Regions from separate parts of the Homo sapiens genome. Here region 2 is linked to region 1. A link is an interaction called in ENCODE POLR2A ChIA-PET data of the cell type or tissue named here. Cell type or tissue: OCI-LY7. All regions are shown on one strand. Each heading gives the region's core, and the rest is flanking DNA. Links, peaks and the distances in the headings are about the cores only.

Region 1 (11,351 bases), core at 2,315-10,314:
TGTTCATATATAATTATCAATACATTGCATCTCTTTCGGTTTTATATTTGCTAATACCAGTTGTTTCGAGGTGCAAATGAAAATAGATTAAGTGCTGTAGAAAAACAGCATGTTACTTGTAGTTAATCATTTGACTTTTCTTTAATTAGAAAGAATCTGCTCAGTGGTTTTTTAGTAGGCTGATAGAAAGTGAACTTTACAAATTTTTAAGTACTCTACGTAAGTGATATTACTGAAAATAATACGGGTGATTAAAATTTTTAAATGGAGTAAAAACTAAATAGTGGTGATCTGTTTAACCATTAAACAGTAGTACTAATATTTTACTTACCTGAGAAAATGGGCATCACAGTTTTACAATAAATCATGGGAGAGAAAAGTGAAATTAAACTTTTGTCCTGTATTTAACAATTTTGGCTAGAATTGCAAATATGCACTATTTTGTAGTATGAATCAGATGTGAAAGGTGTCGTAGTACGACATAGCATCACTGTACTTCAAATCGGGCTTTTCAGATTACCTCTTTTGAGGAACCTATTGGGCCACTATCCTTGTGGTTTTTTTTTTTTTTCTTCAGTTAGCTGGCCCCGGCTCATTGGTATATGGCTTTGCTGTGATTCAGCCATTTCCCTATTACTTTCATTGACTTCATGGACTTAATGAATATTCTGCAGTTTCGTTTTGTAATTGATTAGCTCTTTAATTGAACTGAACTGCCAAATGGTGTAGTCTCTAAGCCTCCTTCCCCTGTTGATAATCTAGTGCTTCTCAAATTTTAACGTGCATAGGAATCACCTGCACTTCTAATATCCACTTGGTCATATGGATGCTGTTCTGCCAGACCACAGACCACTGCTGTCCAATAGAAATGTAATGCCTATATAAATTACTTGTGCTTAAAGTTTCTAGTATTCACATTATAAAAAGTAAGCACGTGGAAAAAAAGTGAAATAAATGAATATATTTTACTTAGTATATTCACAATATCATTTTAACATGTAATAGGAAAATTATTAATGAGATATTTTATGTTCTTTACATTGGACCAGGTTTTTTGAAATATCAAGTGTGTTTTACACTTAGAGCATTTCTCAATTTGCATTAGGCACATTTGACTAGTGACTGCTGTATCGAACAACAGTTTTGGAGTCTAAAAGTGTAGACCAATGTTACTCTTAGTGTATTTTCAGATTGGCCTCATCAGCAATCCTTGAGAATGTAAATTTTAGGGCCCCACCTCATACCGGTTGTTGTTAGAATATCTAGGGCTAGAGCCTGTAATCTGTGGTTTGAAAACGCTCTGGGATATGGCTATACAATGTATATGTGGTATTCTGGATGGGACCCTGGAACAGAAAAAGGACATTAGGAGAATACTAAGGAAATCTGAATGAAGTGTGGAAATTGTTATGTGTCAGTGTTGGTTGATTGAATATGACAAATGTACCATACTAACATAAGTTGTTAATAGGGATAACTGGGTCCAGAGTACATGGGAACTCTGTGGACTATCTTTGCAGTAATTATGTAAATCTAAAACTCTTTTAAAATAAGAAGTTTATTTTTAGAAAAGTTCTTCAGATTATTCCATTGCTCACTAAAAGTTTGAGAATCCAGTGATCTAGATTATTAATCACTTGTACTGCTACAGCTTGTTTGGGCAGGATGGTGGCCAGTATTGGGTCTGGTAGGATGATGATAATAGTTTTTTTGTAGTAAGACCTAAAACTTTTAAAGCACTTGCCATGCTCCATGCACTATTTCAAGTGCCTTACACACATTTACTTAATTCTCCCAGTATGCAGTATGTACTACTAATAAGCTGCACTTTGCAGATGGAAAAAACTGAAGCCCAGAGAGGTTAAATGACTTGTCCAGAGTCACACAGCGAGAGACAGAGACAGGATGTTTTATAAATTATCAGTGCGTTTGTGACTATTTTTCTACTCTCACAACTTTTGCTTCCTTGAGTAAGCACTGATTAATGTAGATACTCTGTGACGTCTGAAAGTTACAAAGTTTTTTTTCTTTCTTCTCACAAACATCTTTTGAGGTTTGTATTGTTTGCTTTGTTTTACAGGCAAGTTAAGGTGCCTAGGGTCCTGAGAGCTGATAAATGGTAAAGCCTAGATTTAAAATTTAGACCTCTGACTCCAAGTTCTGTGCTCTTTTCCTTCCCCACAGCAGAATTCAGAATATGTTATGAGGTTAGAGTGACATCTTTTAAAGTTGGCTGAAAATTTCCTATATTTTGCTACATAATATATATTTTTAAATTTCAGTTTTATTAAAGTGTAATGTACATACATAAAATAAACTAACATTCAACAATAAAAAAGAATGATCTATGGAGACAACATGAGTGAATCTCAAAAGCATTAATCTAAGTGAAACATGTCAGACACAGAAGGCTACATACTATATGATTTGTATTTCTCTATTACAGCTTTTGCTTCCTTGAGTAAGCAGTGATTAATGTGATACCATCTATCATGCTTTATATCTAAGTGCTTTTTTTCGTGTTTTCTCTTTCCGTTCTTACAAGGATCTTTTGAGGTTTGTACTGTTTCCTATTTTAGAGATGGATTGTACCACAGTTTGTATTCACAAGTTCATAGGCCTTTGAGTTTTCAATTTCTGGCCATTATGAATGTTCATGTAAGGCCTTTGTGTGGACTTATGTTTTCATTTCTCTTGGGTAAATACCTAGAAGAGGGATTGCTGGATCATGTAGTAAGCGTATGTTTAACTTTATTAGAAATTACCAAATTATTTTCCGCAGTGGTTGTACCATTTTGCATTTCCACCAGCAATGAAGAGAATTCCAGTTGCTGGTATCTTTACCATACAAAACATTCTGTGTTTTTGAAAGCCATCCAGTAGGTGAGTAGTGATACCTGGTTGTTTTAATTTGCATCATTAGGGTTTTAACAGTTTTTTTAAAAAAATACAGTTTTGAGGTATAATTGCTGTATAACAAGCTGCACATATTTTTTAAGTGTACAATTTGAAGAGTTTTGACATATGTATATACCTGTGAAGCCACTACCATTTTCAAGATAATGAACATTTCTTTCACCCATCAAAAATTTCCTTGAGCTCCTATGTGATTCATTCCCCATGTCCCTTGGCAACTATTGCTCTGCTTTCTGTCACTATCAATTAGTTTGATTCTAGGAAATCAATTTTCTAGAATTTTATGCAGATGGACTCGTGTACTATGGATTCTGGTCTGGATTTTTCTTCACTCAAGAAAATTATTTTGAGATTCACCCAGTTTGCTGTGTGTATCAACAGTTCGTTCCTTTTTATTGCTGAGTGATATTCCATTGTGTGGATATACCACAATTAGTTTATTCAATTGTTGATTGACTTGCGAGTTTCTCTTTGTTACAGATGAAACTACTGTCTTTGTGTCTACATATGCTTTAATTTTTGTTGGTAAATACCTAAGAGGAAAATCCCTGAATCATGTGGTAGATGCATATTTAACATTTTAAGCATCTGCCAAACTTATTTCAAATGCTGGTTCAGTTTTACATCCTCACCAGCTTTGTGTGTGAGTTCCACTGGCCCTGCATTCTCAAAAACACTGGTATGACCTGACTTAGCCATTCTGTGAGATGTGTGGTGACATTTCTTTCTTTTTGGTTTTAATTTGCATTTTCCTGATGGCTAAAGATGTTGGGCATATTTTCATGAGCCTATTTACCATCTATAGATCTTTGGACAAGTCTGTTTAAATATTTTGCCTGTTTTTTTTTTTTTTTTTTTTCCTGTTAGGGTCTTGCTCTGTCACCCCAGGCTGCAGTACAGTGGCATGTTCACAGTTCACTGCAGTCGCGAACTCCCAGGCTCAAACAGGCTTCCCACTTTAGCCTCCCAAGTAGCCGTGACTACAGGTGTGTGGCACCATGCCCAGCTAATTTTGTAAACTTTTTTTGTAGAGACGGGTTCGTGCTATGTTGTCCAGGTTGGTTTTGAACTCCTGACCTCAAGTGATCCTCTTGTCTCGACTTCCTAAAACACTGGAATTACAGGTGTGAGCTACCTTGCCTAACCTATGATTTTTTTCTTTTTTATAATGTCTTTGGTTTTGGTGGAATGGAGTTGGGATGTTTTCTCTCTGCTTCAACTTTTTTTTGAGAGATTTATGTAGAATTGGTAGTAACTTCTTTACGTTTTTGGTAAAATTCACCAGTGAAGCCGCCTGGGCCAGTTTTCTTTGTGGGAAGCTTTTAAAGACAAATTCTGTTTATTTAATAGATATAGGAGTATTCAGGTTATCTGTTTATTCTTTAGCAAGCTTTGGTTATTTGTATCTTTCAAGAAATTTGTTAGAAGGGCATGGTAGCATGCACCTGTAGTCCCAGCTATTCAGGAGGCTGAGGCTAGGAGGATTGCTTGAGCCCAGGAATTAGAGGCTGCAGTGAGCTATGATTATGCTTCTGCACTCCAGCCTGGGCAACAGAGCAAGACCCTGTCTCTTAAAAAAAAAAAAAAAATTTGTCTACTTCATGTGGATTGTTGAGTTTGTTGGCATAAAGTTGTTCATAATATTTTCTATTTTCCTTTTGATGTCTTCAGGATCTGTAGTTATGTCTCTGGTTACCTTTTTGATAATTTGTTTCTTTTCTCTTTTGTTCCCATTAGTTTGGCTAGAGGATTGTCAGTTTTACTGATCTGTGCTTTTTTTTTTTTTTTTTTTTTTTTTTTTTTTTTTTTTTGAGGCAGGGTCTTGCTCTGTCTCCCAGGCTGGAGTGCAATGGCATGATCTCAGCTCGCTGCAGCCTTTGCCTCCTGGACACAAGCCTCAGCCTCCTGAGTAGCTGGGACCACAGGCACATGCCAACCACACCCGGCTAATTTTTTGTATTTTTGGTAGATATGGGGTTTCACCACGTTGCCCAGGGTGGCATTGAACTTCTAAGCTCAGATGATCTGCCTGCCTTGGCTTCCCAAAGTGCTGGGATTATAGGTGTGAGCCATTGCACCTGGACAGTTTTACTGCTCTTAAAGAACCAGGCTCTGGTTTCATTGATTTTTCTCTAACATTTTTCTGTTTTCTTTTTATTGCTTTCTGCTCTCATCTTTTTCATATCTTTTCTTCTACAAACTTTTTTTTTTTTTTTTTTTTTTTTTTTGAGATGGAGCCTTGCTCTGTCACCCAGGCTGGAATGCAGTGGCACAATCTCGGCTCACTGCAACCTCTGTCCCCAGGGTTCAAGCCATTCTCCTGCCTCAGCCTCCCCAGTAGCTGGGATTACAGGCATGCACCACCATGCCCAGCTCATTTTTGTATTTTTGGTAGAGACGGGGTTTCACCATGTTGGTCAGGCTGGTATCGAACTCCTGACCTCATTATCCGCCCGACTCTGCCTCCCAAAGTGCTGGGATTACAGGCATGAGCTACCGCGCCCGACCTCTACAAACTTTGGATTTAATTTGCTCCTCTTTACCTTCTTAGAGTGGAAGCTTATGTCATTGATGTGAGACTTTGTGTTTTTTCTGGCATTTAGTGCTGTAAGTTTTGTCTGAGCACTACTTCAGCTGTATCCCACAAATTTTGAAATTACATGTTTTCATTTTCATTCAGTACACATTTCCTGTTTGGTTTCTTTTTTCTTTTTTTGAGACGTTGTTTCACTCTCACCAAGGCTGAAGTGCAGTGTCACAAACTGCAGCCTTGACTTCCTGGGCTCCTGTAATCCTCTTACCTCAGCCTCCCTTAGTAGCTGGGACTACAGGTGCATATCACCATGCCCGGCTAGTTTTTTTAGTTTTTGTAGAGACGGGGTCTCACCAGGAGTTCAAAACTCACCAGGCTGGTCTTGAACTCTTGGCCTCAAGTGATCCTCCCACCTCCGACTCCCAAAGAGCTGGGATTACACGCGTGAGCCACCTTGTCCAGCCTGATTTTGTCTTTTGACTCCTGACTCATTTAGAAGTGTGTTGCTTAGATTCCAAAAACAATTTTGGGGTTTTTAAGATACTTTTTGAGAGTTTCTAATTTAATTTTATTGTGATTGGAGAACATACTTTGCATAATTTCAGTTCTTTTCAGTTTATTGAGGCTTGTTCCATGGCCGAGAATGTGGTATACAGGAACTTAGGTTTGTAAGAAACTACTAAACTGGCTGTGCTATTTAGCACTCTCACTAACACTATGTAAATACTCTAGTTTCTGGAATACTTGCCAGCACTGTTATTGTCTTTTTTAAAACAAAAACAAAAACAAAAACTTTATTGTAGTTGATGTGTAGTGATACCTAATTTGGGCTTTAGTTTACATTATTGATTTTTATTCTTGTTAAAATCAATTTGAATAAAACTTACAAATCGTGGATTTTTTTTTTCCAGTAGATGACAAAATGTGCTGAGGGATTGGTAATAGTTCATCATTTGTATGCTGCGTAAGTGCTACTTTTCAGTTTTCTTTTTTTTTTTTTTTTTTTTTTGAGACGGAGTCTCACTCTGTCGCCTAGGCTGGAGTGCAGTGGTGCAGTCTTGGCTCACTGCAACCTCTGCCTCCTGGGTTCAAGCGATTCTCCTGCCTCAGCCTCCCTAGTAGCTGGGATTACAGGCACCCACCACCACGCCTGGCTAATTTCTGTATTTTTAGTAGAGTGAGGTTTCACCATGTTGGTCAGGCTGGTCTGGAACTGCCGACCTTGTGATCCGCCCACCTCTGCCTCCCAGAGTGCTGGGATTACAGGTGTGAGCCACTGCGCCCGGCTAATTTTCAGTTTTCTAAGAGTTTGAATGTTTGTTTGCTTTTTAGTATTTACTTTTTTTTTTTTTTGAGACAGAGTCTTGCTCTGTCACCCAGGCTGGAGTGCAGTTGCGCGATCTCGGCTCACTGCAACCTCCGCCTCCCAGGTTCAAGCGATTCTCCTGCCTTGAGTAGCTGGGATTACAGGCATGCCACCATGGCCAGCTAATTTTTGTATTTTTAGTAGAGATGGGGTTTCACCATGTTGGTCAGGCTGTTCTTGAACTCCTACCTCGTGATCCACCCACCTCATCCTCCCAAAGTGCTGGGATGACTGGCGTGAGCCACCGTGCCTGGCCAATATTTACTTGTTTTTTGTTTTTTTTGGTTTTGTTTTTTTTTTTGAAATGGAGTCTTGCTGTGTTGCCCAGGCTGGAGGTGCAGTGGTGCGATCTCGGCTCACTGGAAGCTCCACCTCCCTGGTTCACACCATTCTCCTGCCTCAGCCTCCTGAGTAGCTGGGACTACAGGTACCCACCACCATGCCCAGCTAATTTTTTTGCATTTTTAGTAGAGACGGTTTCACCGTGGGAGCCAGGATGGTCTTGATCTCCTGACCTTGTGATCCGCCCACCTCAGCCTCCCAAAGTGCTGGGATTACAGGCGTGAGCCACCGCGCCTGGCCCTATATCTACTTTTAAAGAGGATTTGTAAGAGCTTCATGAGGATTTTAGTTACTTGTGGCTTTTGAGTAGATGGGTATAAGGTGATTTAAATTGTATACTACAGTGTCTTTAGTGAAATATATATAACATGAAATTTACTGTTTTAACCATTTTTGAGTGCACAGTTCTGTGGCATCAAATAAATTAACTTTGTTGTCCAGCCATCACCACCCTTCATCTCCAGAACTTTTTCATCTTTCTAAACTGAAACTCCATACCCATTAAGCAGTAACTTCCTGTTGCTGTCTTTCTCCATCCCTTGGTAACCACCATTCTGCTTTCTGTCTTTATGAATTTGACTACTCTAGGTACCTTATATACATGAAATCATATAATGTTTGCCCTTTGTGACTGGCGATTTCCCTAAGCATAAATAGTCTTCAGAGTTCATTCACATTGTACTGTCAGAATTTCCTTCCTTTTTAAGGCTGAATAATATTTTATGTATGTATCACATTTTGTTTATTCGTCCATTGATGGATATTTAGTTTGCTTCCACTTTTTGACTATTGTGATTAATGCTGCTGTGAACATGGATATACAAATATCTGTTTGACTTTCTGCTTTCAATTCTTGTGGGTGTATACCCAGAAGTGGAATTGCTGGATAATGTGGTAATTGTATTTTCAGTTTCCTTGAGGAACTACCATACCATTTTCCCTAGTGGCTGTACCACTTTACATTTCCACCAGCAGTGCACAAGAGTTTTAGTTTCTCCACATCCTCACAAACATTTGTTATTTATTTAGTTATATTTATTTATTTGAGACAGGGTCTCACTCTGTTGCTGAGGTTGGAATGCAGTGGCACAGTCACAGCCCACTGCAGCCTCAACTTCCAGGCTTGAGCGATTCTTTCACTTCAGCCTACTGCGTAGCTAGGGCTACAGGCATGTGCCACCAATCCTTGGCTATTTTTTAAATTTTTGTTTGTAGAGACGGGGCCTCGTTATGTTACTCAGGCTGGTCTTGAACTCCAGGGCTCAAGTGATCCTCCTGCCTCGGCCTCCCAAATTACTGGGATTACAGATATGAGCCACTGTACTTGGTCTATTTTTTAATTTAAAAAAAATGATAGCCGTCCTGTTGGGTGTGAAGTGGTATCTCATTGGTGTGTGTGTGTGTGTGTGTGTGTGTGTGTGTGTGTGTGTGTGTGATTTCCCTAATGATCAGTAATATTCAGCATCTTTGCAGGTTCTTACTGGCCGCTTATATACAGATGCTCCTTAATTTATGATGGTATTATGTTCTCATAAACTGATCATAAGTCAAAAATGTTGTGAGTCAAAAATGCATTTAAATTAGCCTGAGCAACATAGCAAGACCCTCATCTCTAAAAAGATTAAAAATTAGCTAGGTGTGGTGGTACGTACCTGTAGTCCTAGCTACTCAGGAGGCTGAGACAGGAAGATTTCTTGAACCCAGGAGTTTAAGGCTGCAGTGAGCTATGATGGTACCACTGCACTCCAGCCTAAGTGACAGAATGAGACCCCCATCTCTCAAAAGAAAAAAAAAAAAGGTATTTGATATTCCAATAAACCCACCATAAAGTCAGGAAATTGTAACTGGAACCATTGCAAGTTGGGAACCGTCTGTATCTTCTTTTGAAAAATGTCTGTCAGGTTCTTTGCCCACCATGACTCTTGATATCCCAATGTTTATTTGAAGTAAACTGGCATAATTTAAACATTATAGAGTGTTTTCTCCTTTTTTTGGGTGAGTTACTGATGTCTGACACTAGAACTTTGCAGTGGCCAGACTTAAATAATTGCTGCACTAACAGATGTATTTGCCTTTGTTTTGTGGATTATATCTTTTTAAAACATGGGGGATTGGTAAACACATGCAAGTAATTGAATGTAAGTGATATTTAGAAGATTTTCTTTAAGAGAGTAATGTGTATAGTTTCAGAATACCTGAATGGGTTGGGGAGGAGAAGATACCTGGGTAGCCAGTAGTGTTGTGAAGTGAATGTTTTTCTTCTAGAATAAGTTGTTAGGAGATCGAAAGTTTCATTGAACTTTTATAAAGACTAGGGTAATGATTTCTTTTCTTTTTTATTTTTTTGAGACTAAGTCTTGCTCTGTTGGAGTGCTGGAGTGCAGTGGTGCGATCTTGGCTCACTGCAACCTCTGCCTCCTGTTCAAGATATTCTCCTGCCTCAGTCTCCCGAGTAGCTGGGATTACAGGCACGTGCTACCACGCCTGGCTAATTTTTATATTTTTAGTAGAGACGAGGTTTCACCGTGTTAACCAGCATGGTCTCGATTTCCTGACCTCATGATCTGCCCGCCTCAGCCCCCCAAAGTGCTGGGATTAACAGGTGTGAGCCATCGCGCCCGGCCTGGGATTATTAATTTTAAACAAGTACTTTAAAAAATACTCGGAGGATTTGATGCGAAGTTCAGTGCTTAAACTGGAAAAGTTTCTTAATATTTTATATGTTTGAAGCTATATTAACATTTTATAGTTCACAATATTAGCATTGCTAAATAGGTTATACGTATCTGGATTGGACTTAAATTGTAAGCTCACTAATTAAGATACATTATGTTTCGGCTGGGCGTGGTGGCTCACACCTGTAATCCCAGCACTTTGGGAGGCCAAGGCGGGCGGATCACAAGGTCAGGAATTCCAGACCAGCCTGGCCAACATGGTGAAACCCCATCTGTACTAAAACTACAAAAATTAGCTAGATGTGGTGGCGGGCACCTGTAGTCCCAGCTGCTTGGGAGGCTGAGGCAGGAGAATCGCTTGAACCCGGGTGGCAGAGATTGCAGTGAGCCAAGATGGCGCCACTGCACTCCAGCCTGCGTGACAGAGGGAGACTCCATCTCCAAAAAAAAGATACATTATGTTTCTTTAACGTTTTGTTTACCTGTTTACTTTTTTTGATATACCTCTTAAACAGATTGGTTGGTTAAAACGGATGTCCTGGGGGAGAAAGACAACATTTGCTGAACTGTTTAAGTTTTGGTAGGCTTCTTGGTAGTTTAAATGGGAAGAAAATTTTAAAAATTGGCAGATAGAAAGGAGGAGGCTTTTAGATTAAAAAATAGCGTGATAGGAAATTTGAATCTGACTTGGGGGCAGAGAAGTAAAATATATAAGCAGGCGTGTGTGTCGGGGGTGGTGGTTGTTGAAACGTGGAAAAAGGGAGGAGGAAGAAGACTGGTAAGAGGCATGAAAAGCTTGTATGGGCGTTTTTGAGACTGCTAAGAGCAGCATCGGGGTGTAGCAGGCAGTAGGTATGCAGACCTTGTATATACTGGGAGTTGGGTACTTAGTAGTTGTAAGTGTTTGGGATGAATATGGATGGAGGCGTGTGGTGATGGGTATAGTATAGAATACATTTCAGTTCCAGGAGTATTGTGCTTGGACAGCGTTGTATTTGATTGAGCAAACTTTTAACCAAAATACTTTATAGAAACAGGATAAACAGCGTTCAACTTTCTCTTAAGAACAGAATCTACAGGTCTGGGGAACAGAGGAAGAAACAACCCAAAATTAAAACTGTAAACGTTTGTTTTAATACAGCTTATGTTTTTAAGTAAAAATAGCATTAATTATTCACACATTTGTAGATACTGTTACCTAGATCTAAAGTTTTAGTGCTACCCCATAATCATTTTAATTATTTTTTTCAGAGAATTTATCTGATTTTTGTCCTTTCTGTGAAGTTTGTTTCATTTTTTTAAACGTAAATTATTTCATGATTCCATTTCCACATTCTCAGCACATTTTTAAAAAATTGATAACACTGTATGTTTTTTATTATGTACAATATAGTTTTTGAAGTATATATACGTAGTGGAATGGCTAAATTTAGCTAATTTACAAATGCATTACCTCACATAGTTATCATTTTAGTGGTGAGAGCACACATCCACTCTCTTTACAGTTTTCAAGAATACA
Region 2 (11,351 bases), core at 1,008-9,007, 490 kb after region 1:
GGTACATCTATTTAACTTGAAAGAATAACCAACTGACAAACAATGGTTATTCAGGTTTGAGTATTTGGCAGATATTTTCTCAAAAATAAGCCAAATAAGCCTGTCATTTAAAGGAAGACAAATTGGCCAAATTTGTTGCCAATAAAATTTGAGCTTTCAGATGTAAATGAGAATTTTGGAAAACATGTTAACTGCAGCTGAGTTGAATTTTGCAATTTCCTAATTTTGAAGACCCTTCTGAAGAGATTGGTGCTGCTATTAGTGATTTTTTGATTGGGTAAAATGGAATGTGTCAACATTTGGAAGATCTGGACAATTCAGTGAACCAATATCTTCCAAATAACTAATGCATGATGTTGCAAATTAGTAAGTGGGTAAAAGGCCCACTCAAAGTTCAAGAGAGCAGTGATTTTTTAATGTAACTATAAAATTCATTGATATGGTTTTATATTTTACATCACAACTAAACTTTAAGAAACTGCTACTTGGTGAGTTTTGGTAATCAAAGAATATCCACAATTATCTAAAAAGGCTAATTCCAACTAACTATCTATGTGAGGTTAGGTTTTAATACAGTTCAACACATTGCAACAGCTAGAATATAGAAGCAGATATGAGAATTCAACTGCCTTCTATTAACCCACACATTAAAGAGATTTGTAAACATGTAAAACAATGCCACTCTTTTTTAAAAATAGCTTTTCCTCAAAGATATTTTATGTTAACATGTAGTAACTTTAAGAATGAATAAATATTTAAAATTTTTCTATTTTTAATGCTGTAAATATCAGTAAATATAACCCACATAGTCAAAAGCACTCTGGGGCCGTAAATCACTTTTAAATGAAGGGTTCCTGAGACAAGCATCTTTTGAGAATTGTAGAATTTAATAAGGTTAGCCACTAATCAAATGTATCTATTCACACTGAATTAAAAAAAAATTGAGACAGGGTATTGCGCTCTGTTGCTCACGCTGGAGTGCAGTGGCATGATCACAGCTCATTGCAGCCTCAACCTTCCAGGCTCAAGACATCCTCCTTCCTCAGCCTCCTGAGTAGCTGGGACCACAGGCACACAGTACCACACCTGGCTAATTTTTAAATTTTCTGTAGAGACAGGGTTTTGCCATATTGCCAAGGCTAGTCTCAAACTCCTGGGCTTAAGCAATCCACCTGCCTTGGCCTCCCAAACTGCTAGGATTACAGGTGTGAGCCACCATGTCTATCCTTAAATTAGTTAATTAAATTTCTAAATAAAATATAAAATTAAATTCCTCATTCATACAGCATACATTTCAAGTGCTCAAATAACCACAGGTAGCCAGTGGCTATTAGATAAAATAGAGAACATTTCTTTCATCCAAGAAAGTTCTACCGGACAGTGTTGGTCTATACTATATTCTGAAGGTAGTTATTAGCACTTACTAAGTATCACTGGTATTATTCTTTCAGTATTTTATCATATCTTTGTTAACTCCTTAAAAAGAACATATGCTTTTTGAGGGCAGTAACCAGAATACTGATATCTGTATCCACATACACATGATATTTCAATATATTCCTGTCCAAATTTACAACCACCAAGTCTCCACCTTTTCTGTTCTTACGTGTTTAAAATAAACTGTTTTGTCAATGAATTAATGTTTATGTTGCTTCATTTCACGTTTTCATAAAGATTTAAAGACAATCCTTTTATCTGTTAGTTATACTACGTAGGTCTTACAGTTATAATTAAGAATTTTCAAGTTTTCCTGTGAGTTCTGTACATCTGATTGAAAGTAATGTTTTCATTAAAGTATTAAAATTATTCCATTAGATTATATCCATAAATAATAAAATGATTAAATTTATCTTGAGTGAATTAGTAGCACCTAGGTTCAGAGGATTTTATTTTCTGTATGGCCTTTGTAGGGTTTCTAACTTTTTGAAGTGTGATTTAATAACCCTTATATCCCACTAAAAGTAGGATGCGGAGTTTAAAAAAGCTTATTAAAACTAAAATTTAAAATAAATTTTGTTTATGCTTCTGAGATTTTTACATACTAGGATCCCTGCAACATACTCTGGGATGTAAAAATACTAGGCATGTCCTGTAGTGATATATCTGCCCTCTATTACTCCTCATACAATAGAGATTTATAGTATAATGAATGATTGCTTCTTGGCCTTTTGGCTAAGATCAAGTGTATAGTATAATGAATGCTGCTTCTTATTTCCAGTTTAGTTTAAGGCAATGCTCCCTGGCAGGCAAGGCCACATTTATAGGAAGGAAAATAACAGGAGAGGTATGTGGACTTCTGGTCAGGCACTTTTCTGGTCAACAACAAAGATATGTACCTGGAACTAGGTGAGAGATTAGCTGCTTATATATACACCCAAGCTCTCTGCCAGTTTAGGGTTGTGGATCAACCCCTCCACATACCCCAATAGTTCCTTTTGGAAACAGAAGAAAATTTTTCCTTTTAAAGTTTTATTCTGGGTGAAAAAACCAGAAACATGATCCATAAAACAAATACACTCTTTGTACTGATTTAAGCAGTACTGATTTGGGCCTTACAAAATCATCCCTCCATGCAAAAAGACTGTATACTGTAAGTTGAATCATAGGATTTTATTTCTTCAATGAAAGTAAGTAAAAATAACTGCTATTTAAATGAAGTAATTTTTGTAAATTGTAAACTTTATATTACACTAGCTTCTAAAGCCTCTGTTTTCAATTTTGTCTTGCTATGTAAGTTCATTCTAAACAATTTTGTTTCTGTAGCTAAAAAGGCTTATAATCTAAATATATTTCCATAGACTGATTTATTTCCTATATAAATTATGTGTGTAAATGTGTAGCAATTTATTTCCAAAGTAACATTAATCTTAAGCTAAGCTTAAAAATTTTACATTGTATTAGCAGTGGTAGAAATTATTTTTATTAAAGTAAATTCAAAGTTCATAGTTCAAATAGGATTACATTTTAACATGGCAAAATTAGGAAATTTAGATAAAGGCCATATTACTAAGTAACTATTAAACTGAAAAAAGACAATATTTAATAAGTTCTAGTCATGTCTGCAGGTAGTGGCAGTCTAAGATGCTAAGTTTAAAGGCAGTGTTTGGTTTGCAAAAGGAAGCAGTTTCTTGTATTTTCCTCACATATAATGGGAGAATAATAACTACTTATAAGATTTTTTAAGGACTGAATGAGCAATTTATATAAACTGCCTATCTCAGTAACTAATTAACAGATGACCCTATAAGCTACCACTACACAGTTTCCCCAGTACACAAACACACACAGTTTACCCTGAATTCATTCTAACAGTCTATACCTTAACTAGTACGAAATCTTAAATTGCCTACGATTACAAACATCATTTACAAGTTTAATAAGAAATTCAAAAGATTTATATTTCAAAATCATATGCAATTATATACAAAGAACATAAAAAACAGAATGTCAGAATCTTATATCAATCCTTCCCTCAAGTAAAAGTTCTGCCTATGGCTGGGCGTGGTGGCTCACGCCTGTAATCTCAGCACTTTGGGAGGCCAAGGCGGGTGGATCACCTGACGTCAGGAGTTCGAGACCAGCCTGTCCAACATGGTGAAACCCTGTCTCTGCTAGAAATACAAAAATTAGCCAGGCATGGTGGCAGGCTGTAATCCCAGCTACTCAGGAGGCTGAGGCAGGAGAATCGCTTGAACCCAGGAGGTGGAGGTTACAGTGAGCCGAGATTATGCCATTGCACTCCAGCCTGGGGGACAAGAGTGAGACTTCGTCTCAAAAAAAAAAAAAAAAAAAAAAAAAAAGTTCTGCCTGTAAGTATTCACAACAGATTCACTGGCTTTTTTTTTTTTTTAACTTTTAAATTCAGGGGTACAAGTGCAGGTTTGTTACATAGTTAAACTTGTGTCATGAGGGTTTGTTGTGCAGATTATTTCATCACACAGGTATTAGGCCCAGTACCCATTAGTTATTTCTTCTGATCCTCTCCTTCCACCCTCCACCACTGGTAAGCCCCAGTGTCTGTTGTTCCCCTCTGTGTGCCCATGTGTTCTCATCATTTAGTTCCTACTTAACATGTGAGAACATGCAGTATGCCTGTGTTAGTTTGCTAAGGATAATGGCCTCCGAAACCCTACAAGCCAGAAGAGATTGGGAGTCAATATTCAACATTCTTAAATAAATTCTAACCCAGAATTTCATAGTTAGCCAAACTAAGCTTCATAAGTGAAGGAAAAACAAGATCCTTTTCAGACAAGCAAATGCTGAATTTGTTACCACCACATCTGCCTTACAAGAGCTCCTAAAGGAAACATTAAATAGGGAAAGGAAAGACCGTTACCAGATCCTACAAAACCATACTGAAGTACACAGACCAGTGGCACTATAAAGTCAACCACATAAACAAGTCTGCAAAGTAACTAGCTAACATCATTATGACAGCATCAAATCCACACATATCACTATTAACCTTAAATGTAAATGGGCTCAATGCCCCAATTAAAAGACACAGGATGGCAAACTGGATAAAAAACCAAGATCCAATGGTATGCTGTATTCAAGAGATCCATCTCACATGCAGTGACACACATAGGCTCAAAATAAAGGGAATGAGGAAAATCTACCAAGCTAACGGAAAACAAAACAAAACAAAAAGCAGGGGTTGCAATTCTAGTTTCTGACAAAACAGACTTTAAACCAAACAAAGATTTTAAAAAAGGCAAAGAAGGGCATTATACAATGGTAAAGGTTTACATTCAACAAGATCAAACTATCCTAAATATGTATGTGCCCAACACAGGAGCACCCAGATTCATAAAGTAACTTCTTAAGAGACCTTCAAAGAGACTGAGACTCTCATACAGTAATAGTGGGAAACTTAACACTCTACTCACAATATGAGATCACTGAGACAGAAAATTAACAAAGATATTCAGGACCTGAACTCAGCACTGGATCAAATGGACCTGATAGATATTTACAGAACTCTCCACCCAAAAACAACAGAATGTACATTCTTTTCATTGCCACATGGCACTTTCTCTCTAAAACTGCTCACATAATTGGAAGTAAAACCCTCCTCAGCAACTGTAAAAGAACTGAAATCTTAACAGTCTCTTGGACCACAGTGCAATCAAATTCAAAATCAAGACTAAGAAATTCACTCACTCATACAATTACATGGAAACTGAATAACCTACTCCTGAATGACTTTTGGGTAAATAATGAAATTAAGGACATAATAAAAAAGTTCTTTAAAACTAATGGGAACAAAGAGACAATGTACCAGAATCTCTGGGACACAGCTAAGGCAGTGTTAAGAGGGAGATTTATAGCACCAAATGCCCACATCGAAAAGATAGATCTCGAGTTAACAACCTGACATCACAACTAAAATAACTAGATAATCAAGAGCACACAAATCCCAAAGCTAGCAAAAGACAAGAAATAACCAAAATCAGAGCTGAACTGAAGGAGACAGAGACAAGAAAAAACATTCAAAAGATCAACGAATCCAGGAGCTAGTTTTTTTGAAAAAAATTAATGAAACAGACTGCTAGCTAGACAAAGACCAAAAATTCAAATAAACACAATCAGAAACAACAACAAGGGGGATATTACCACTGACCCCACAGAAATACAATCAACCATTAGAGATTCATTGCCTTTTTTTTTTTTTTGAGATGGAGTCTTGCTCAGTTGCCCAGGCTGGAGTGCAGTGGCGCAATCTCGGCTCACTGCAAGCTCCACCTCCTGGGTTCATGCCATTCTCCTGCCTCAGCCTCTCGAGTAGCTGGGACTACAGGCGCCCGCCACCACGCCCGGCTAATTTTTTTTGTTTGTATTTTTAGTAGAGATGGGGTTTCACCATGTTAGCCAGGATGGTCTGGATCTCCTGACCTCGTGATCCACCCGCCTTGGCCTCCCAAAGTGCTGGGATTACAGGCGTTGAGCCACCGCGCCTGGCCAAGATTCATTGCCTTTTAAAGCAATCAGTTCAAGCCCTATGTCTCAGACAGAGGAAAGGGAGGAAGAAATACAAGGGAGGTGGGGGGAGAGAAAGAGAGTGAGTCATAATATAATTTGAGCCCTGGTATCAACCAGGGCTCACTGAAGCTATCACTTTTCATACTTTTCAGTCCTTCCCTTTTTCGGCTTATACCTACTGAGTTGGGGTTCCAAAACAAATTATTAATTTTGAATAATTCACAAATTATGGCTAAGAATATGGCAATTAGAAGAAAGGTTTTATTTTTGCCATGCCTGGTAGAATTCTTCAGTAAGTGGTGGATTTAGCATTTATATCCAGGATACTGACTCTAGAGCTTGTGCCCTTTATCACAATGCTGTAGTAAATGCTAGCACTATTACACGTCTTTGAAATTTAACAATGGATTTTTTTTTTGAATTACGACAAGCTTGCACACACCTATATGCATCCGGGTTTTTTTTTTAAACATATTTTGATATCTTGTAAAGAGAACCCAAGAAGTAAGAGAGACTACAATGATGCAAATGGTATTTTCCTATTCTTAATAATTTAGATAAAAAAGATGATTTAAGAAGAAATTTTTTCCTACAAAGCTGTCTTCTATATTCATGGGAAGAGGTATACAATTCAAAATCTACTGCTTCAGTTATACAGAAAAACAACACCCTGAAATTGTATTTTACATATGTCTCTGATCCAGATCAATGGGAGTACCATCCAAAGCATGACTATGGAAACAAGAACTAGGGATCTATGTTATATAATCTTGCCTTTTTAGAGTAGAGGCTCACCTATGAGAGGTGTTTGTTTAGGTAGAGGGTAAATCAATTCAAACTAGAGATTTCTGTTGTAAAGGCACTATACAATCTGGCACTAGATTTTCCAGGCATCCATCCAATTACTCACAAACAGGATATGGGTGGGATTAGCTTGTGCACTAGGAACAGTCAGATCACAGGATGTCCCCAGTTGGAAAACCTAAACAACATGAGAGTTCTCTGTACTACTCTAGCGTTATAAAGTTAGACTGACTCTATAATCAGAATGTGCTATTATTCTACAGACTTTAGAGTGAGGTTACCGATATAAAACTGTCTTTTAAGAAAAGTGTCTGAGAAGGCCAAAAGGAACTACGAGTCAATGAATACCTACAGGAAGTTCTCTAAACTGTCCTCTTTTCCCCAAGTATCTCTTAACTAAGAATAGCTGTCAACCTGAGTCATGGGGGTGGGATGAGGGTAGGGGGCAGAGTAATGTTTTCTCTAGGTCACATACTTTGTATTCAACTTATAGCTTGAATCTTCAGATTGGCAACAAGTGCAACATTGGCAAATCTTACAATTCCCTTGCAATTCACAAGTTACAAAGCACTTTAACCAGAACATCCTCAGAACAACATACTGTAACATTGGTAGAGTTGGTATTATCATCACTTTTTAAGGAAAAGATATAGGAAGCTTAGTAAAGCTAAGCAAACTATTCAAATTCACACAGAGAGTAATTAGAAGAAAAGGATTAAAAACAGGTCTCTAGAGTTCTCTCCAAAGTACCATGGTACTCCAAAAATAAATTATTGCAGCGTTCTTTGAATATATCATCACACTTCATTTTTATAAAACATTTGGGCTATTTATATGTATGCATATACAACTGATACTTTCAAACAATTATACCATCCTTTCATAAACACTTGTACTCCAACTTTTTAATAAATGAAGTCAGGTCTAGAAAAATATACCCTTAAGTTCCACCAAAATATAGACTGCTGCACAATAATTTCTCAGACTTGAAAAATAAGACAAGAGGAAATCAAGAGAAAAATTAGGTTTCAAGCCAGATAGTTCAAAAACTTTAAAATGGGTGTAATTTACATAATTCAAAATTTGTGGGTGACTAATGCTAAAATCACAACTGAGTAAATGGGTCCAGTGATGAATTAGTCTAGGAAGTTTTTCATGTTGAGAAATGTGGTTAATTTTGGATTTTTTTATAAAGAATTTCTCAGGTTTATTGTAGAATATATACACAGTAATTTTTACTTTTATTTCTCTAACCTTTGTTGTCTATGAGGCCTGATTTTCTCTGCCACAGTTTTCCCAACCACGTTCTTTTTAGAAACATTACCTCCTGGCTGGTTAGGGAAAACTGAATTGCGATTATTAAAATGCATTTTAGTAAATCTTGAGAATACTTGAGAGTACTACCAAATGACAATGCTCTGAATCCATGAGAACAGTGGAAACTCATTAAGTAATGGTTTCAAAATTTTAAAAATGCTTTCCTAGATTTCTTTTTATTCTCAAATAAAAAGGCTGTCTAACTCAAATTCAATTGATTCAAATTCGTGGTTTTCTGGTCTTTGTATTTAAAATTAGTAAAGATTTAATGAAATACCAAATACACACCTCTTCTTTTTATGGATATATTGGCTATCCCAAATTTCTTCAGGAGTTCTAACATTCCTCCCAGAGTAACAACTGCTGAATGTTAACCTACCAAATGTTTTCAAATTTTCTGTAAGAAAAGAGTTTTTTTCCCATTTAAAAAAAATTTGATTGTATTTATTTTATAGGATAGCTTGAAATGGAAGGCTGATGCTCCACTTAAGGACCGTACTCTGTCTATACTGACTGTTTTGTTTATAGCCTGTACCAAGGTTATTCTTATTAAGCATAAAATGTTGATTAAGCTGAAAATGTAAAATAAGGCAATAAAATATCAAGATTTGGTAAACCACTTAAAAGAGAAAAACCTATGCAATATATTATATCAACAAACCACATGTCAAAACAGAAATTCTCACTTAAGGAAAATAAGGTACATCTGAGCAGCATAAATGTTCTAACACTAGTTTAGCAAACTATGAGCTGTCAAGTTCCAATAACCTATTATTCACACCTCTTTAATCACTTCCACAGAGTTGATTATAAATAGCCTCATACACTTTTAAATAAGGTCATTCTGAAATGAAACAAAGAAGGTAGTAAATATTTTTGTACATAAGGGACTCAAATCCTAACGTACAACAGAACTGTGTATTACTCAAATATTCAATATAAGAAAAGTAACAAAACCTTTTCTTAACTATGTCAAGTATGCACTATATGTAGATTCAATGGAATACCTAAATTGCAGCACCATTTAAATATAGCAGCTTAAATAAAATATCATCCCCAGTAAGTTTCACTCATATTACTAAGCCTCTGGGCATTATTCATGATATAGTAAAATATAATAATCAATTTGTTGATCTAGCTGGAACAATGTTATGCAAAGTCATGATGAAAAGACTAGTCTGCAAAAAAAAATTTATAGTCTCACTGATGATGGCATTGGTTTGCAATAACTCCATAAAGCTGATGGTATAAATGCATTTCTTCAAAGTGAATTTACGTAAACACATATTAGAGAAAACGTAAAATGTTGTAATGAAATGGAAGAACATTTTCCAAAACAATTAAATTAAAATTGAGTATAATGGGGTAAATGGGGTTGGCTGAAATCAACCAAACAAAAGAAAAACAACAACAACAAAAAAACAAAAGCAAATATTTGGCTTTGTATGAAGTATACTTTCTAAAAATTGATCATTACAGAATCTCTAAGAAACATATAAACTATCCTTATTATTCTGGAGTCGTTTTCTATCATGACAGCATCTTAAATGATTATCTGCTGAAATTAGAGTAGCATACTCCTAAAATTTCTCTTTTAAGAACTAGGCCTGAAGAACAACTGATAACAAGTAGCTACAATTACAGTTGCTTTTAACTATTTAAAAATTTCTCATGAAGGTTTCAAACTAAAAACCCTGAAGTTTTCTGGATGAACAAACTTGCTATATAGCCAGCTTTTCTCATTTTTTCCTACAACTAGCCGCTTATAGATAACTCAAGAGATAATACATTATGTTTGGGAAGAGGTAAATTAGAGGTTTTGACTAATTGCTTAAACACTGATCCTCATGCATTTGCATTATATAGTAACACAACCTTTTGGGAGTATACCTATTGCATAAACCTTTGTTACTGGAATAATTTGAAAATAGAAAAGAAGTTGGATACATGCATAATATTAACAAGTTTCACAATCTTTTAAAAAATTACATGCAAGTCCCAATTTCTACTTAATCATTTCCTTCACCTGGTTGTAGAAATGCTTACTTAAAAACATTTACTGCACACAAAAAATTAGTCACCTCTGTTCTGTTTTCCATAAGACATACTTTTTAAACAAAAGCTTTTAGTTAATTGTGGTAAATTAAATATCTTCTGACAAGGTGAGTATAATAGAAAATGGTTGACCATAGAGAAAACCGGGAGACTAATTTGCCCACATTCCAGAAGAGCTGCATGAAGATTTCTGAAATGTAGGCATTGTATCCATATGAAGCACTTCTAATTTTACACTCCTATGCCACAGTCATCAATATTTTATTGGAAGAATTCTCACATGAAAAAGTACATTTATATATACATTTATATATATACATGTATATATATATACACACACACCATGAAATGCTACGCAGCCATTAAAAAGAATGAAATCATGTCCTTTGCGGCAGCATGGATGCAGCTGGAGTCTGTCATCCTAAGCAAATTAACACTGGCACAGAAAACCAAATACTACATGTTTTTACTTCTAAGTGGGAGCTAAGCATTGGGCACACATAGACATAAAGATTGGAACAGACACTGGGGACAACCAAAGGGGGGAACAAAAGAAAAGGAGTAAGGGCTGGAAAGGTACCTATTGGGCACTATGCTCAGTATTTGAGTGACAGGATCATTTGCACCCAAAACCTTAGCATCACACAATATATCCACATAGCAAACCTACACATGTACCCCCAACTCTAAAATGAAAGCTGAGATTATAAAATTATTTAAAAGGAAATATAGATTTTTTGAAAAGTACATTTCTGATATGAAAGCTATGTTCTTCCAAGGCCATGCATCTAATGATGCTACTGCACCATCTTTAATGCTGTTTAACTCAACAGTTTAATTTTACTGTTTAATTCAACAGTAAAACCAGGTAAGGGTCTTTGGGGAAACAATAATCTGAAGATACTGTCTCTAACTTAGTTCTCTTTTAAGAATGAATATAAAATTCTCCTTAGAGCCAATATTCTACAACCTTAAACATGTACTGCACATTTCACAATATGAAGATTCCTGAACATTTTCTTTGGTCCACACATCAAAACTAAGGTAACTGAGATGATAATTCCTACTTTCTACTTCATAGCTTCAGAACTTCACTCAAATGTGAAGAACTATAATTAAGATCCTCTGCTACTACCGTACCCTATGCCAAGCACTTTGCTTTTCCCACACTCTCTGGAGTGACTTACAGGGCT

What was found. Peaks named below come from ENCODE experiments on the same cell type or tissue, not always from the same donor. Only the 100,000 strongest peaks of a DNase experiment are listed, where the experiment ranks them.
Region 2: POLR2A ChIA-PET joins it to region 1 with 9 read pairs; 1 of 35 experiments calls an interaction of 5 or more read pairs at or near these places.

Annotation. Positions count from the first base shown.
Region 1 is chr10:31,915,557-31,926,907 of GRCh38, reverse strand. All of the region lies in intron 1 of ARHGAP12 (Rho GTPase activating protein 12), which reads left to right. LOC107984219 (a long non-coding RNA gene) reads right to left here and starts at 4,056. Exons shown (of 3, transcript XR_001747415.2): 1 at 1-4,056. In OCI-LY7, for the core only: no CTCF peak of the experiment used is centred there; a DNase peak (open chromatin) is centred at 5,697; H3K27ac peaks cover 497 bases.
Region 2 is chr10:31,422,183-31,433,533 of GRCh38, reverse strand. All of the region lies in intron 1 of ZEB1 (zinc finger E-box binding homeobox 1), which reads right to left. Among named protein-coding and RNA genes, the nearest start is that of ZEB1, 110 kb to the right of the region's middle. In OCI-LY7, for the core only: no CTCF peak of the experiment used is centred there; a DNase peak (open chromatin) is centred at 7,153; H3K4me3 peaks cover 1,040 bases; H3K27ac peaks cover 759 bases.